2 separate regions of the Mus musculus genome follow, and region 2 is linked to region 1. Evidence: chromatin loops called from intact Hi-C (ENCODE). Cell type or tissue: left cerebral cortex. All regions are shown on one strand. Links, peaks and the distances in the headings refer to the core of each region. The heading gives the core; the rest is flanking DNA.

Evidence for each region. Peaks named below come from ENCODE experiments on the same cell type or tissue, not always from the same donor. Only the 100,000 strongest peaks of a DNase experiment are listed, where the experiment ranks them.
Region 2: it touches region 1 in a loop (2.4-fold over the local background); 1 of 42 quality-filtered maps calls a loop at or near these places.

Annotation. Positions count from the first base shown.
Region 1 is chr12:12,806,515-12,814,647 of GRCm38, forward strand. No RefSeq gene overlaps it. Among named protein-coding and RNA genes, the nearest start is that of Gm35155, 17 kb to the right of the region's middle. In left cerebral cortex, for the core only: no CTCF peak of the experiment used is centred there; DNase peaks (open chromatin) are centred at 1,794, 3,779 and 4,174; H3K27ac peaks cover 384 bases.
Region 2 is chr12:12,863,188-12,871,320 of GRCm38, forward strand. No RefSeq gene overlaps it. Among named protein-coding and RNA genes, the nearest start is that of Gm35155, 39 kb to the left of the region's middle. In left cerebral cortex, for the core only: no CTCF peak of the experiment used is centred there; no DNase peak of the experiment used is centred there.

The sequences.
Region 1 (8,133 bases), core at 1,545-5,544:
GTGAAAGGGCACTTAAACATAGAGGAACTTAGAACATACTGGCAAGAAGTAACTCTTGAGCTAAAGATGGAGCTCAGCTCTGTACACTGAGGCCCAGACACAGGGAGGAGAATCACATTAACAGAGGCTACAACTGCCTCCTGGGACTTATTCCTTATCTATCTCTCCTTCTAGACCAGTGGTTGGCTAACTCTGACTTATGAGCAGCCAATCCTAGTCTACCATTGTGTCCTGACAGTTTTGTTGCTGCCCAGCTCCAGCCTTGCTTAGCTGTTCCTGTAGCTGCTTTTGCCCTTCCTGTGGCAGAGGCAAGGGGCTGAGAACGAGGCTCTACAGCCTGCAACACTCAGCAATGTTTATGGTCTGACCCTTTACAGAAAACGCCACTAGTGCCTGCCTGTTCCAGACCAGAAGTTCCACAGTGGCAAGAGCCAGCTGGACAAGGGGAAACGAGTTCCTATGAGGGGAATAGACAAGGAAGAATGTAAACACGGGCATCCCTGCGCTGTGCTGAGCGGCTGACCATGAGTGGTAGCCCCCACTCTTCACATACACTGCGGACCCTTTGAGCCCAGGCCTGTATGCCTGTATGCCTGTATGCCTGTATGCCTGTATGCCTGTATGCATGCTTCTCTTCCTCTCCTTCTTCCTCTTCCTCTTCCCCTCCCCCCTCCCCCTTCTTCTTCTTCTGCCTCTTCATCTTAGAACACTTTCTTGACCATGCCTCTTCTCCAATAAGCTGTCCCATGTTTCCTCAATGAGACCTTCGCTGAGTGAGTGTAGGCTTACCCTAGATTCTGTAGACTTTATGTACTTTCCGATGGTGCACATGTGCTCTGGGCATTGTTCCTCCATTGCTCTGCTCTCTTCCCTAAGGCCAAACCTTCACAAGAACATGACCAAGTTCTACCTGACTCTAGGTTGCCAGGTCACAGGGTACAGCCTCCAGCACAGGGCAGATAGTTAGACTGGTTAGGTGGTGTACCCTGAAACTCCATCTTCCCAGAGCATTGGCATTACAGGCTAGTGTCACAACATCCAGATATTTCACATGGGTTCTGGGGAAATCAAACTCAGATCATCATACTTCTGCAGCAAGTCAGGAGGATGAGCCAAAATCATGAGAAGTTGGCCTGCCTGGGATATATAGTAAAACCCTATTCTGAGAAAGCAAGAGAAGAGAAGAAGAAAAGGGAAGAAGTAATAGGAGGTAGATGCCAAAAAAGGCATCTGGAATAACAAGATGTAGATGCTTTTCCCCCCAGGACATGGCTCAGACCTGACTTAGCCACATGAAGACTGTCCACTGAACAACTTGGATCTAGGAGCCAGCCTCAGGCCAAGCCAGCCCCTTCTGACAGTATAATCTATTCCCCACTGTCTTTCTGAGGTGACTTGCCTGCTGCATCTTTCTGGATAGACTCAATACATCCCATTCATAAAGAGAGGCCAGAACAGAAACTCATGGGTATCTAGCCTGTGCAGAGCATGCTCATCTTTTCCTGGATCCTGGAAGACAAGTTTTGACAGATGAAACCTAAAGATTCTGTTCTCTGCAGACCTCTGAGCCCATGAGCTGCTCACCTGTGAGACAACAGCCTACTCTTGTCTGTGAGAAAGACAGTATGAAGACCTGGTTACTGGAAGACTCCTAAAGAGTCCAATATCCAGACAAAATCACACACACCACTTCCTGTGCCCTTGGTCTCATGCTTGACAGCAAAGGATTTCTGGACAACTTTCTCAGCCCACGTTTATTCCTGAGGCAAAGCAGAATGTGATGGACCGCCCACATATGCTAAGCATGAGATGTTACAAGCTTATGATGACTATCCAAGACATTAAGATCCAGCAAAACATATCACTTGCTATCCAAGCTTGCCAGGAAGCACTTAACAGACTGGTGCAGCGGTTGCTGGGACTTCCATTCTAAAGGCACAGCTAGAATGACCGAATCAACAGAACAGAATTTCTTCGTAATAATGGAAACCAAGAGTCTGAAATCAACACATTAGTTGGGTTGGTTTCTCTCCTAAGGCCTTGACCCATAAGCTGTCTTCATTTTTACCCTGGGTATTTATTTGCAAGCACTGTGTGTGTGTGTGTGTGTGTGTGTGTGTGTGTGTGTGTGTGTGTAAGGATATACATGCTCACATCTGTACACATGCACATGTGTCATATGACATTTATATCAGATCTTCCTCAGTCACTCACCATCTTACTTTTTGAGACTAGGTTTCTCTCTCACACTGAGCCTGGAAGTCAGAGATCCAGCCACACTAGCTAGCTGCTGAGCCCTGGAAATCTACTTCCCCAGAGCTATCGGTATTATAGGCTAGTTGGGTCACACTGGTTCTGGGGGATCAAACTTGCATCATCATGACTTGGACAACAAACACTTTATCAACTGAGCCACCACCCAGGTATAGACTCTTATATGGACACCAATTGACCTTAGCCTTCCTAATGCTTCAACCCTCTAATACGATTCCTCATGTTGTGGTGACCCCCAGCCATAAAATTATTTTAACTGCTCCTTCATAACTGTAAATTTTGCTACTGTTATGAATTGTAATACATGTATCTGATATGTAGGATATCTAATATGCGACCCTGTGCAAGGGTCCTTCTATGCACAAAGTGGTGGTGACCCAGAGATTGAGAACCCTGGCTTAGGGTTTGTGTCATTTGAACTATCTTACGTGCATTAAAACCTCATCTCCAGATACAGTCACCTTCTGACTTCCCAGTGGTTAGGCCTGCCAGATGTGGATGGAGGGGACTGAGGTTCAGCTCAGCCACAGTGGCTGGGAAGAGCCTGGGCATGGGGACTAGATGGGAAACGTTAAAATTCTAGCACCCAACTCACTTTAAGAAGATGCGAGGGCAGAGATCCACACCCCTGTAATCAGAGGAGAACGTGATGATACAGCGTCAACCTCTAGGGTCACAGATAGGCTTCTTCTAGAACACCAGGGAGACTTCCTGATGAAGATGCCATCTAACACACTCTCTCACTACATCAGACGCACCAAAGGGCATCTCTCACCCTGGGGCCAGTGAAAGAGTGTCATGGGTTTCCTAAGGAATTGTATGGGTTATTCCGCCAGTCTTGGTTGCGCTCAAGCCACAGCTTCTTAACAGTGTGAACGGAGCAACTCGGTCTGTTCTCTAGGTCTGAGACGCCAGGACCAGGGGATCCTGGTGGACAGTATGAGAACCTATTTGATCGGATCACTGCTTTTTAGACTTGAATGGGCGAGTACAGATATAGCAGCTCTGGTTAACATGCAAATTCTGAACCAGCAGGATAAGGCCTGGGATTCTTCTCTTCTACCCTCCCGTTCTACCTCCCTCCCTCTCCCTCCCTCCCTCCCTTCGTCCCTTCGTTCCTTTGGTCCTTCCTTCCACCTGTATGTAGCCCCAGAATTCCTCCTATGATCCAGACGCTCATTTACACTGCCTCACCAGGCTGAGATCCATATTTCTAAAGAGCCCCTGGCCCAGGTCCTGGGGGTGACCCTTTGAATCAGAAGGGCCTCTGCTGCTTAATCCCCGAAAACATTTCCCCTGAACCAAAGTGAGTATATTTTAAAATTTGACAGACACATGCCGGTGGCCAGGCCACCGGCAAGGTTCCGAAGCCTCTGCGGTCCCAGGCATAGTGAGCCTTTAGTTTTGGATAGGAGCAGGGAGGAAGCTGGGGGTGGGGCAGGCTGGAAGAGAGCCTGGCTGTTTACGCAGGGCAGAGGCGAGTTTCCATGGTTAATAGCTGGCACCAACCTCCGGTGTCTGCCAGCTGCCTGCCCTCCTGGCCCGACAGCACCCAAGGCCAAGGGCAAGCCAAAACAGCCTGGGCAGCGGGTATATCTGACTGCAGCGGGCATTAGAGTCTGCATTGGCAGGAGCAGCCTGCTGGGTAAACATCATTCTGTGATAGGTTTTTTTTTTTTCCCTCTTCAAACAAGCTCTCTTCAGCACTAGCCACATAACCCTCCACAAGGCCTCTCAGTGCTGTTGACACAAAGGCACGAATGGTGTCATTCCAACCCAAAGATAAAAGGGACCCTCCCTCCCGTGGTGGTGGGCACTTCCTCCCGGGAGGAACACCAGCCATCAGGAAATTGACCAGGCCAGTCTGAGCCTCCTCTGAGGCGGAGCTTGGGGTTTTGTTATTTCTAGTGGATTGCTTTCTCCCCAAAGCTCCCCTTGTTTCATGCGGCTCGGTCAGCAGATATGTCAGCGGTAGACAATGGCCTCTTTCTACAGACAATGGTCAGCATGAGGAATGTCGAAGAAGGAAGGGCAGGGCTTCGTGTGGGACAATCTAGCTTTCAGAACCAGTGACCAAGTGGGTGCTGTAGGGAGGGTCCCGCAGTCCCCGGGCAGCCTCTTCAAAGAAGTCATTTATGGGACGGCAGCCCCACAAAAAAAAAAAAAAAGACCACCGTTATTGAGGCTGCTTGCGTGCTGTTCACCTGCATGCCAGAGGAGAATTGTAATACCTGCTCTGTCGGGCTCCAGGAGCACCTGTGACCACAAGCCCTGCGGAGCAGACTTTGTTTAATGAAAAAGCAAACAGCTATTCAGCCCTCCCCTCCAGAGCAGACCGGACCCAACCCTCCAGCCTGGGCCTCCACTGGGCAGTGTCAGAGAGAAGAAAGGACTTATTCACGGCCAAGGTGGAAATGTGCCTTCTCCTGGGGAATTGTGTAACTGTTTTGTAGTGGGATCGACTGCAGTCCTCAAGGTCTTTTGGAGGGGAGGGTATAAAAGAAAAACAGATAAAAGGGCAGAGGCTGGAGCCAGCACTGATTTATTCCCTGCTGAATAACTGTCCTACCAAAAGCCACAGCCCCATTGTCGCATCACCTGGTTGCCGGGCCTCCAGTCCTCTGCAGTGCTTAGGGAATGAAATGATCTCCTCTGCAGTGCTTAGAGAATGAAATGATCGCTCGGCCTGCAGGCATTTCTCTAGCCCAGTGGTTCTCAACCTATGAGTCAAGACCACACTGCGATCACATATTAGATAGTCTGCATATCAGATATTTACATTGTGGTTCATAACAGTAGCAAAATTACAGTTATGAAGTAGCAATGAAACTGCTGTTATGTTTGGGGATCACCGCACCGAGAGGAACTATTTTAAGGGCTCCAGCATTAAGAAGGTGGAGAACCGCTGCCCTAGCACAACACTTGGTAGATCACAGAACGGTGAGTAAAGGATTCTCGAGTGAATGAAATATTTAGGAATCTCTAATTCTTTTCCTCCCAGCATAAACAAGAAAAAAATGTCTTCCACAACGTAATGTTGCCTACGTTGTAAATTGCATCTCTTTTTTAAAAAATTATTGATTTATTATATGTAAATACACTGTAGCTGTCTTCAGACACATCAAAAGAGGACATCAGATCACATTACAGATGGTTGTGAGCCACCATTTAGTTGCTGGGATTTGAACTCAGGACCTTTGGAAGAGCAGTCAGTGCTCTTAACCACTGAGCCATCTCTCTAGTCCATAAACTGCATCTCTTAACTAGCTCTAGTGCTTTTCTAATAACCCCCATAAATCCCCAGTGTTTCCCCTGTCCCCCAACTTCACCCCTGCCACTGCCTATAATGTCTTGAACCAGGAATTGTTGTACAAGCATTAAGCCTTCACCCCAGACATCCCAACCGCCAGTTACCGAAAGACTTCCCCACCCTGGACTTTCTGTAGAGAGCTGTTGAGTCTCTGCCAAAGAATCTCACTTTTAGAGTTGGGTCCTCTTATGAAAAGCTGCCACTCAAGGCTCATGGCCCCATCAGATTACCTGCCACGACTACCTGCATGCGTTCCTGGAAGCAGGGACTGAGTCTGGCTTTCCACCACCTGCCCAGTGAGACTAAGGGGCTGCTCTAGCCTCCATCAACAGAGAATGAGAGGACCAGTGAAGTCCTGGGTAACAAAGCGCTGAAAGCACGATCCAAGAAATCCCTCAGTCCTTGGCAGAGGGACTATTGGTCCTCAACAGTAAGTGAATATTGACTCAATAAATGGGTAGATCTCTATTCATTTGCTAGATAACTTCACATGCATATAATAATAGGTCCCCCACTCATCGACTAGAGGGAATTTCTGAACAGCCATGTCTACCATGAGTCTCTGCTAATGGATGGTTATTAATCCAGGAGGCCACTCTCCAGCCCTTGTTTATCTTTGCCTGGGACCTTGTGCTTTCCTGGGACAATGCCACATTGTTTATAATGCATCAGTTGACATCTGTCTCATTGCCCTGCACTTGCTCTGGGTCTTCTGTTGCTCTCAGAAAGGATGAGCCCTCTAGCTTTACCACTAAATTCCTAGTAAAGATTAAGTCCAAAGGCGCCCACTGGAGTGCTGTTGTAAGGCCAGTGGGCCCCAGACTCTCAACAGCAGCAGCAGCAGCACTAGCAGAGGCAGCGGTGACAGGCAGGACTCATGTGTGTGTGCAGCCTCCCACAGACCCTGGGGCAGCATGGTCCCATCTGTTTCCCAGTTCTAGGTCAAATCAAGCTGAGAAAGGATCAGGCTTCACGTGACCTGAGATGGCTGGAGCATCTGGCTTCTCCCTCCCCTCCCCCACCCTCGGAAACAAGCTGCCTCCATTCCACTCTGTGGCCTCCAGGGATGCCATGCTTCCTTGTGACAATGAGCTTCGATGAAGTGTGACCCAATAGAAACCACAAGACAGACGCCACTTCCTTGAATCCCAGTCCAGTCACTTAGCTGTTGGACTTTGGATAATTACCCCATTGCCCTGTGCTCATTTAAATTTTTTTCCTATTGCTTACTCTGTAATATTGTTTTTAAAAAAAAAGTGGGGGAGATCTGATGGCCATTAGATTCAGCACATGGCAGATATTACAAATCTTCTTTGTTCCGCCTCCTAGCACAAGGAGGGGCACTATTTGGAGTGAAAGACCTTCAGCACTCCAGGAGTCAGGCCTGTGCTTTTTGATAACCCCCTCTGCTTACAAGAGAAAGGGCAGTGTGTCTAGGGTGGGATAGCCTTGGTTAGGGTGGGATAGCCTTGGCATTCCTTTTCTAAGGCATTTTCATCTCCAAACTGCATCAGCCATGTCCGCTCCTGTAGGACACAGTTCTTATGAACGGACATGTTGCTATGAATCTTTAGTTAACAAAACACCAGCAAAGCCTGCATTTGTAGATTCAGCTCTGTCTGCCCTTGTTTTCAAATCTCACAATAGAAATGCGGCTAAAAACGTATGTCAAAGCCTGGTGAAGAAGAGGAACATGAGGAGGTTTGACATGGAACCATGGGGTGGGCATTGTTGAAAGAAGCCGTATCTCAGGGATTCGTATTCTTGGGGAAATGTCATACCCTTTCACTGCTGAGCAGCTCGCTGCCTCTCCAGAACTCAAAGCCCACGAGACCTGTGTGCATTGACCCCCCTCTCCCCATGCCTGAAACGCAGGCCTATGTAAGTAGCCTGCCCCTTTTTCCAGCACCCACAACCCTGGGACCTGTGGCATGCTGAGATTTTCAAGTCAGTCTTTGCATAGAACCTCAGGGTCTTCATCGGTGGTTTCCTGTTGCTATAAGCACTCTGACTTTGTATTAAATCAAGAGTAGTACAATTCCAAAGAGACCTAGACTGCACTGTGAGGCTCTGAAACTTGTACAAGCTTCTCTGAGTGATTTCTTCTATCTTTCTGCATTAGTCCTATATATTCATTAGTCCTCAGGGAATCTTCCTGCCATGATATCTCAGATCTAGGTCTCCTGAGTTGAAGAACAACACATGACTTGTGTGAGCATACCCGGGCTCGAGAGAGGGAGGGACATCCTAGGAGCAATTCTTGAAGACTCAAGGGAGACCTGAGCATCAACTCACCTATGCTGGCTGTAATTACTATGGCATGGTGTGGTAGCACATGCCTTTAATTCTAGCACTTAGAAGTGTGAGTTAAAGGCCAGCATGGTCAGCAAAGTGAGTGCCAGGACAGCTAGGGCTACATAGTGAGACCTTACCTTGAAAGTAAGAAAGAAAGTGGGGAAAGCCAAGTTGAGGAAAGACTAGAAACCCCTGGGGGCCGCCATAAAGATGGTCCCGCAGAAGCAGCAGAGCACACACAGTTCTCATCTTTT
Region 2 (8,133 bases), core at 2,258-6,257, 57 kb after region 1:
ATAAAGTGGGACGTGCACAGCAGCAGTCTATTATCAAATGGAAGTGGTATATACGTGATCGGGCCAGAGCAGGTCCTGAAGGCACAAGCAAGTTACATGAAGAAGTTGCTCAAATGCCTATGGTTTCTACTCCTGTTACAATGCCATCTGCTGCCAAGCATGCACCTATAGCCTCATGGGGTGTTCCCTATGATCAACTGACCGAAGAGGAGAAGACTAGAGCCTGGTTTACTGATGGCTCTGCACGTTATGCAGGCACCACCCAGAAGTGGACAGCTGCAGCATTACAACCCCTTTCTGGGACAACCTTGAAAGACACAGGTGAAGGGAAATCTTCACAGTGGGCAGAACTTCGGGCAGTACACATGGTATTACAGTTTGTTTGCAAGAAGAAATGGCCAGATGTACGATTATACACTGATTCATGGGCTGTAGCCAATGGATTGGCTGGATGGTCAGGGACTTGGAAAGATCACAATTGGAAAATTGGTGAGAAAGACATCTGGGGAAGAAGTATGTGGATAGATCTCTCCAAATGGGCAAAGGATGTGAAGATATTTGTGTCCCATGTAAATGCTCACCAAAAGGTGACTTCAGCTGAGGAGGAGTTCAATAATCAAGTGGATAAGATGACCCGTTCTGTGGACAATCAGCCTCTCTCCCCAGCCATCCCTGTCATTGCTCAATGGGCACATGAACAAAGTGGCCATGGTGGTCGAGATGGAGGTTATGCTTGGGCTCAGCAACATGGGCTTCCACTCACCAAAGCTGACCTGGCTACAGCTGCTGCTGATTGCCAGATCTGCCAACAGCAGAAACCAACACTGAGTCCCAGATATGGCACCATTCCTCGAGGTGACCAGCCAGCAACCTGGTGGCAGGTTGACTACATTGGACCACTTCCTTCGTGGAAAGGACAGCGTTTTGTTCTTACTGGAGTAGATACTTATTCTGGTTATGGATTTGCCTTTCCTGCACGTAATGCCTCTGCTAAAACCACCATTCATGGATTGACAGAATGCCTCATCTATCGCCATGGTATTCCACACAGTATTGCTTCTGACCAAGGAACTCATTTCACAGCCAGAGAAGTACGACAGTGGGCCCACGATCATGGAATTCACTGGTCTTACCACATTCCCCATCATCCTGAAGCAGCTGGTCTGATAGAAAGATGGAATGGCCTTTTGAAGACGCAGTTACAGCGCCAATTAGGTGGTAACAGCTTGGAAGGCTGGGGTAGAGTTCTTCAGAAGGCAGTATATGCTTTGAATCAGCGCTCGATATATGGTACAGTTTCACCCATAGCCAGGATTCATGGGTCCAGGAATCAAGGGGTGGAAAATGGAATAGTTCCACTTACTATCACTCCTAGTGACCCTCTAGGAAAATTTTTGCTTCCTGTCCCCATAACTCTAGGTTCTGCTGGCCTAGAAGTTTTGGCTCCAGAGAGGGGAGTGCTCCTACCAGGAGCTACAACAAACATTCCATTGAACTGGAAGCTCAGACTTCCCCCTGGTCATTTTGGGCTTCTAATGCCCTTACACCAACAGGCTAAAAAAGGAATAACAGTGTTAGGAGGGGTGATAGATCCAGATTACCATGGGGAAATTGGATTACCTCTTCACAATGGTGGTAAGCAAGATTATGTCTGGAGTGTAGGAGATCCCTTAGGGCGTCTCTTAGTACTACCATGTCCTGTGATTAAAGTCAATGGGAAACTACAACAGCCTAATCCAAGCAGGATGACAAAGGACACAGACCCATCAGGAATGAAGGTATGGGTCAATCCTCCAGGAAAAGAGCCAAGACCTGCTGAGGTGCTGGCTGAAGGAGAAGGAAATACAGAATGGGTAGTAGAGGAAGGTAGTTATGAATACCAATTAAGGCCACGTAACCAGTTGCAGAAACGAGGATTATAAAGTAATATGAATGCCCCATTGTAAATTTACAAATGCGTTTGCAATTGTACGAGGAATAGTTATATCATGTTAGGCGTATTTACAACCTTGTTATTGTTTCATGTGAACATGAGATATTATTTGTGTCAAGTTGACAAGGGGTGGATTGTAGTGGCTATTCCTGGTTGTCAACTTGACAATATTTGGAATGAACTACAATCCGGAATTGGAAGGCTCACCAGTGACCCTTATCTGGAGGCTTGGAGATCCTTATCTGGATCTTGGTTTGAAGATCTTGAGCCATAGTGGCTATGGATTCCAGAAGATTGAATCTCCGAGTTTAAGGAACACACCTTTAATCTGGGCTATGCCTTTCATCTGGGATTAAAGGTGTGGTGGAACACACCTTTAATCTGGGCTCCACCTTCTGCTGGAGACAATATAAGGACATTGGAAGAAGGGAGTCTAGCTCTTGCTCTTGCTCCTTTGCCTGCTTGCTGCGTGAGACTGAGTAACTGCTAGATCCTTGGACTTCCATTCACAGCTGCGACTGAACAATTGTTGGGAATTCGGCTGCCGACTGTAAGTCATCAATAAATTCCTTTACTATTTAGAGATTATCCATAAGTTCTGTGACTCTAGAGAACCCTGACTAATACAGTCGGTATGTGTGTATATATATGCATACATAATCAGATGTTCATATGTGGAAACTAGAGGTTAACATGCAATTATTCAATTACTTTCTATTTTGAAAAAGGGTCTTTCACTTTGAGACTGGCTGACCAAGATGCTTCAGGGATCCTCCTGTCTTATCTCTTTGGCTTAGGGATTAAATGCACGTGCCACTTCTGGCTTTGTCCTCATATTATCATTACATCTATTTATATCTTTATCTGTCTATCTGTCTATCTATCTATCTATCTATCTATCTATGTTGTATGTGCATAAGGGGTGGATATATACACATCATGATCAGAGGACAACTTCCAGAGAGTACGTTCTGCTATGATGTGGGGACAGGGGATTGGTCTCAGGTTGTCAGGCTAGGCAGGCAGCAAGCATCCCATTCGCCCCACATCTGGCTTTGTACATACTGGGGATTGCCTCTTAGGTTCTCATACTGTGTTTACTGACTAAGCAATCTCTACAGTCCCCAAACCTTTAGTTTTTTTTTTTTTTTTTTAAAATCAGGGCCTGTTCTTAGCTCTGTCTACCATTAACTCATCTAATTGTCAGTGCAATTTCATTAAAACAGGAATTATCACTCTCCTCCTTCTCACATAGGGAACTGAGGTGCAGAGACGTTGTTAAATCCCATGTCTGGGATCACACAGCTGAGAGCTGCAGAACCTTATCTGTTTCCTGAGTCTGAGTATGTGAACTCTTGTTATCCTGCCCCTATTACTATCTATTTGATAACCAAACTGCCGCTGAATGTCATACAGTAATCCATTCAAAGTCCCACAGAACACGTAGTCATGTCCCACTTCAAATCCTGGTTCCTACTCTTCTCATATTCCCAGCTGGACACTGAGATTTGGCAGCTGAAGCCACATATTCAGTATCGTCTCCATCCCCTAAGCCTGCCGAGGTGCAGAGAACACAGTAGCTGCTTCATAAACGGCTGTAAAAGCGGAGATTGCAAGATTGCTCCAAACCCGTGGAGGCCGATCAGTTTCCAGTACATACGGTATTTACAGTCAGGCTCACCACCTGCCAGAAGTTGTTCTTTAATAATAAGATTAGAATGATTTGCAATTAACACATCAAAGCACCAGCTGACAGCGCCCAACTCCCTGCTCATTAATGGAGGCTCCTTCTTTATACAGCAATGAGAGCCTTGCAGTTGGTAAAGCGCTCGTGTAAATTGGTAAACAATGGTAATAATGATTTTAATAATTGTATTAGTGTGTTGTCATGATAACAAGCGTATTGTGATGGAGGAGGAGCAGCCCCCCCCCCACACACACCGTGGGAAAAGCCCCACTATCGGATTCTACTTCCTTTCTTCTATCTTTCTTTTTTTCCTCCTCCCAAATGCTGCCTGATTCAGAAGGAGTTTCAGAAACCCAATGTCTGTGTCACTTTCATTTCTGCAGCCATTGTCATGGTGTTCAGGAGAGGGCACGAGTTCTGGGGTAGTTTGCTCTCCTGTTCTCCTCCATCTCTGCACACCAGCCACTGGGATGTCTCTGCTCATTGAAAACTTGCGATCTCAGCTAGGATGCTCTTGTCTGTATGCTTGACATGGCTCTCGCTCACTCTCTATTGCTCTGTGTATGCACGTGTGTACATATGTGCGTGTATGTGTTCATGCTGATGTATGTTGTGTGAGTCAGAAGTCAAAACTTTGGCTGTATTTCCTCAGATGCCATCCCCCTTTCTTTAGAGACAGGGTCTCATGTTGGCTCGGAGATTGGCTGCGCGTAGGCTCAGTAGACTGGACGGCAAGCCCCAGGAATCTCCTAAGTGAGTTTGCATACATGAGTGAGCTCTGGCTCTACATGCTTGTATTATCATGCCTCATATTTTAAAACGGGTCTTAGAGCTGAGACTGGGGACCTCACTGACTCAACCCTCACTCCAGCCCACACCACAGCTTATCAAGTGTGTCTTTTCTGCATTTCCTTCAAGGCACTTGTCATCCCCAGAATGAAGCAGATGGGGACCTGGTGGAATGCCCTTAGAGGGAAATGTCCTTACCAGGTGTCCTCGTTTGCTTTCAATTACTGCTATAAACACCACAGCCAAAAGGGACTTGGGGAGGGAAGGGTTTATTTCACCTTACAGCTTCCAGTCCGTCACAGAGGGCAGTCAGGGCAAGATCTCAAGATAGGAAACTGGAGGCAGAAAATTCAGAAGAGACCATGGTTAATTTCTTGCTCCTCCTGGTTGGTTCAGCTACCTTTCTAATACAACCCGGGACTACCAACCCACTCATGGCACCATTCACAGTGGCCTGGTCCCTCCCACATTAATCACTCATTAATCAAGAAGACACCCCCTAGGCTTGCCTATATGACAATCTCATAGGGACCTTTTCTCCTTGAGTTTCTCTCTTCTTAGATGACCTGAGCTGTGTCAACCAGCACCACATGTCTCCTGGGGTTCAGATGAAACTCTCTGCTTTTGTTTCATTGCTTTAAGGAGACGCTATCCCAGGATGGTCTTGAACTCACAGAGCTTTCTTCCTCAGCCTCCTAAGTGCTAGGATGACAGGTATGTACCACTAAGCTCATCTGGGAATCCTTGCCTATAGAGATAGATTATAGGGAATCCTTTCTGGGTCTCAGTGAGAGAAGAATTAACTCCTGGCGAGGCTCTTTGTGAAGGTGACCTAACCTCACTAACTGTCTGCCACTCAGATGTATGTTTCAAACATAAAGCTTCTGGCTGCATGACATCTGAGAGCTATTTCACCTCACTGACCTTAGTTTCTTCATCTATAAAATGGGGATGAAAACATATTCCTCAGGGCTTCCTGGCCATTATGTGAAATAACATATTTGAAGAGCTTAAAACCCATAGACAGATGCTCGACAGACTTAGTTATTACTGTTATCATCATCATTATCATCATCACTTTCTCCCTTTGGCCCAGTGCAAGTGTTTTCTGGTTTAATCAGCATATATGAAATATCTCAGTCTCTGCAATCTGGGTGGGTCCTATATTTCAGGTGTTCTCGAGTCTCCGAGTTTCATCCTTGTAATTGCCATTGATGTTTAAAACAGGATCTCACATCCCACAGATTCCACATGGCACTGGGATTTGCCTAATTCCATATGGAAGGAGTTTATTAAAGGCGGTTTTACACTTGTGCTCATCTCGTCGTGGCCTCCGAGTGCAAGAATTACAGGTGTGTACATCATACCCAGTTGTGTGGTATGGGAGATGAAATGCAGCACTTTGTATGAGCCAGGCAGGCATCCTACCAACTGAGCATATCCTCAGCACCGCTCCTGAACACTTTAAAAAATGCATCTATTAAGAGAGAGATTTTAATATAGAGAGAGTTTAATCACGAGGAATATGAGAAGGCACTCAGAAAGATAAATCATGGGTCTGAGCTTATCAAAGACAGGCCACCAAGTTTTTTTTTTTGTGTGTGTGTGTTTCCATGTTCGTTTTGATTGGCATTTTAACTATGGTGGAACAGGTTATCAAACTGCTCATGCACATTATCTGATGAATTTTCAATTCAACAAACATCCTGTGAGCTTATCCCAGAGTCTTTAGGATATGCATACATATATACATTCATACATACATACATACATACATACATACATACATACATACACAGTCTATTCCTTATACATAGGAAAACTGCATCACAGCACGATACCTACCTTTAACCAAGTTTAAAGGAAATTTCTTTCACTCACTCATGGAGAGAAGAAATCAATTCCATCCGAAGGGAGATTTGGATTTTCAAACCGAGCCTGCTCCTTCTAAAGCTGCCTGCTGCCAGCAAACTTGAACTAGAATCCTGAAAGACTGGACTGAGAAAGCATCCCTGTGACCTTCAGGTCCTTGATGTCCCCTTCATAGAAGTGGAAACAGGTGTTCAAGGAAAGAGGAGAGTTGCCACATAGCATCATGGTGACTTTGGGGGAATGAAAGAAGACTTTCTTTCTTAGCTAGTGAGAAGAAAGAGTTTGGGGCTTCTCGCTGGGAGAAGTGTCCTACAGGCCCAAGAGCAAGGCTCTACAGACATGGATGGTTACCAAACTTTTCTGACCTCGGTCCCCAAGTGCATCAGCATTTAGGACTTAATTAAATTTAACCTAGGGCTTTGAAGATATAGCTCAGTGGAGTTCTTGCCTAGCACAAACAAAAGGCGCTGGGTTCATTTTCCAGTACTGCAAAAATAAATTAAGAAAAAACTTTGTAGAACCCTGAAAATATGCTCTCAATTCAGAATAAGTCCATTTAAAAATACATTTTAAAAAAAAAAAAGTCAGGGGTGGGGTGGCACGGGGTGGTGGCACGTGAAGGAGTTGGCTCAGTCAGTAAAATGCTTTCCCTGCAGGCATGAGGATCTGAGTTTGAGTCTCATGAGTCTGTGTAGAGAAAGCCAAGCATGGTCACATGTGTTTGTAAACTTGGCACTAGGAAGGCAGAGATACACAGATCCAAGTTCCGGTGAGAAACCTGTCACAAAGGGTGAGCCACCTCTAAAGAAGGACATCTGAGCTCACCCTTTGGCCTCCACACACAGGCAAACACGGTGCACATGCATCACACACAGATGACTGTGTCCACATATGCATACAAACATATGAAACAAAGGTTGCTAGCATCTATCAAATAAAATATAGCATGTCTTTCATGGGATTGTAGCTCTGGTCAAGCTGAGAGGGATTCTGAAAACAGGTGCACAGGGATCCGTGGCTTGTCTGAAGTTATCCTTGTGGGGAGATCTGTCAGCCTCTGCTGAAGCCCCCACACGTCTTTGCTCTGCCAAGGCATCTTTGTTTCCTCCTCTTCCTCCTCCTCCTTCTCTTCTTCTTCCTCCTCCTCTTCCTCCTCCTCCTCGTCTTCTTCATCCTCCTCTTCTTCGTTTGCTGTGCTTTGTCTGGGGTTTTGCAATTGTTCTAAAAAGCACAACTCACCCCCAGAATTCACATCCACACTGTGGAGAACTGGAACAGCATCAGTAAAGAAATTCTTATGTATATATGTGTGTGTGTAGGCATGTATGTGCAGATATGTACATGTTCATGCATGTGTCCATAGGTGCACATATATGTGTGTGCATATGACAATCAGAGATCAAACCCAACAGGAATTCCTTTTCTTTTTTGTTTCCATTGTATGTGCTTTGGTATTTTGCCTGCATGCATGTCTGTGTGAGATTCCCTGGTATTGAAATTACAGACAGATGTGATCTGGCATGTGGGTGCTGGGAATTGAACCTGGATCCTCTGAAAGAACAGCCAGTGCTCTTAACCCCTGAGCCATCTCTTCAGCAACACCCCACTACATAAATTCTTACTTATTCAAGATTCAAGAGTACCTATGTCATTATTTTCTTTCAACTATTTAAAGGTATTATTAGTTACTGTGCAGACTCCATGAAACCCTTTGGCCATCCGTGTATTTGAAATTTAAGTACAGCCCTGGGTCATTGATGGTTCTGCGTGGTGACTCTAATGGAGGAAGGAGCAAACTGGTCTGTGCATTTTTCAAAGCATCACAGGGACAAAGGTGTCAGGGACCTAGAAG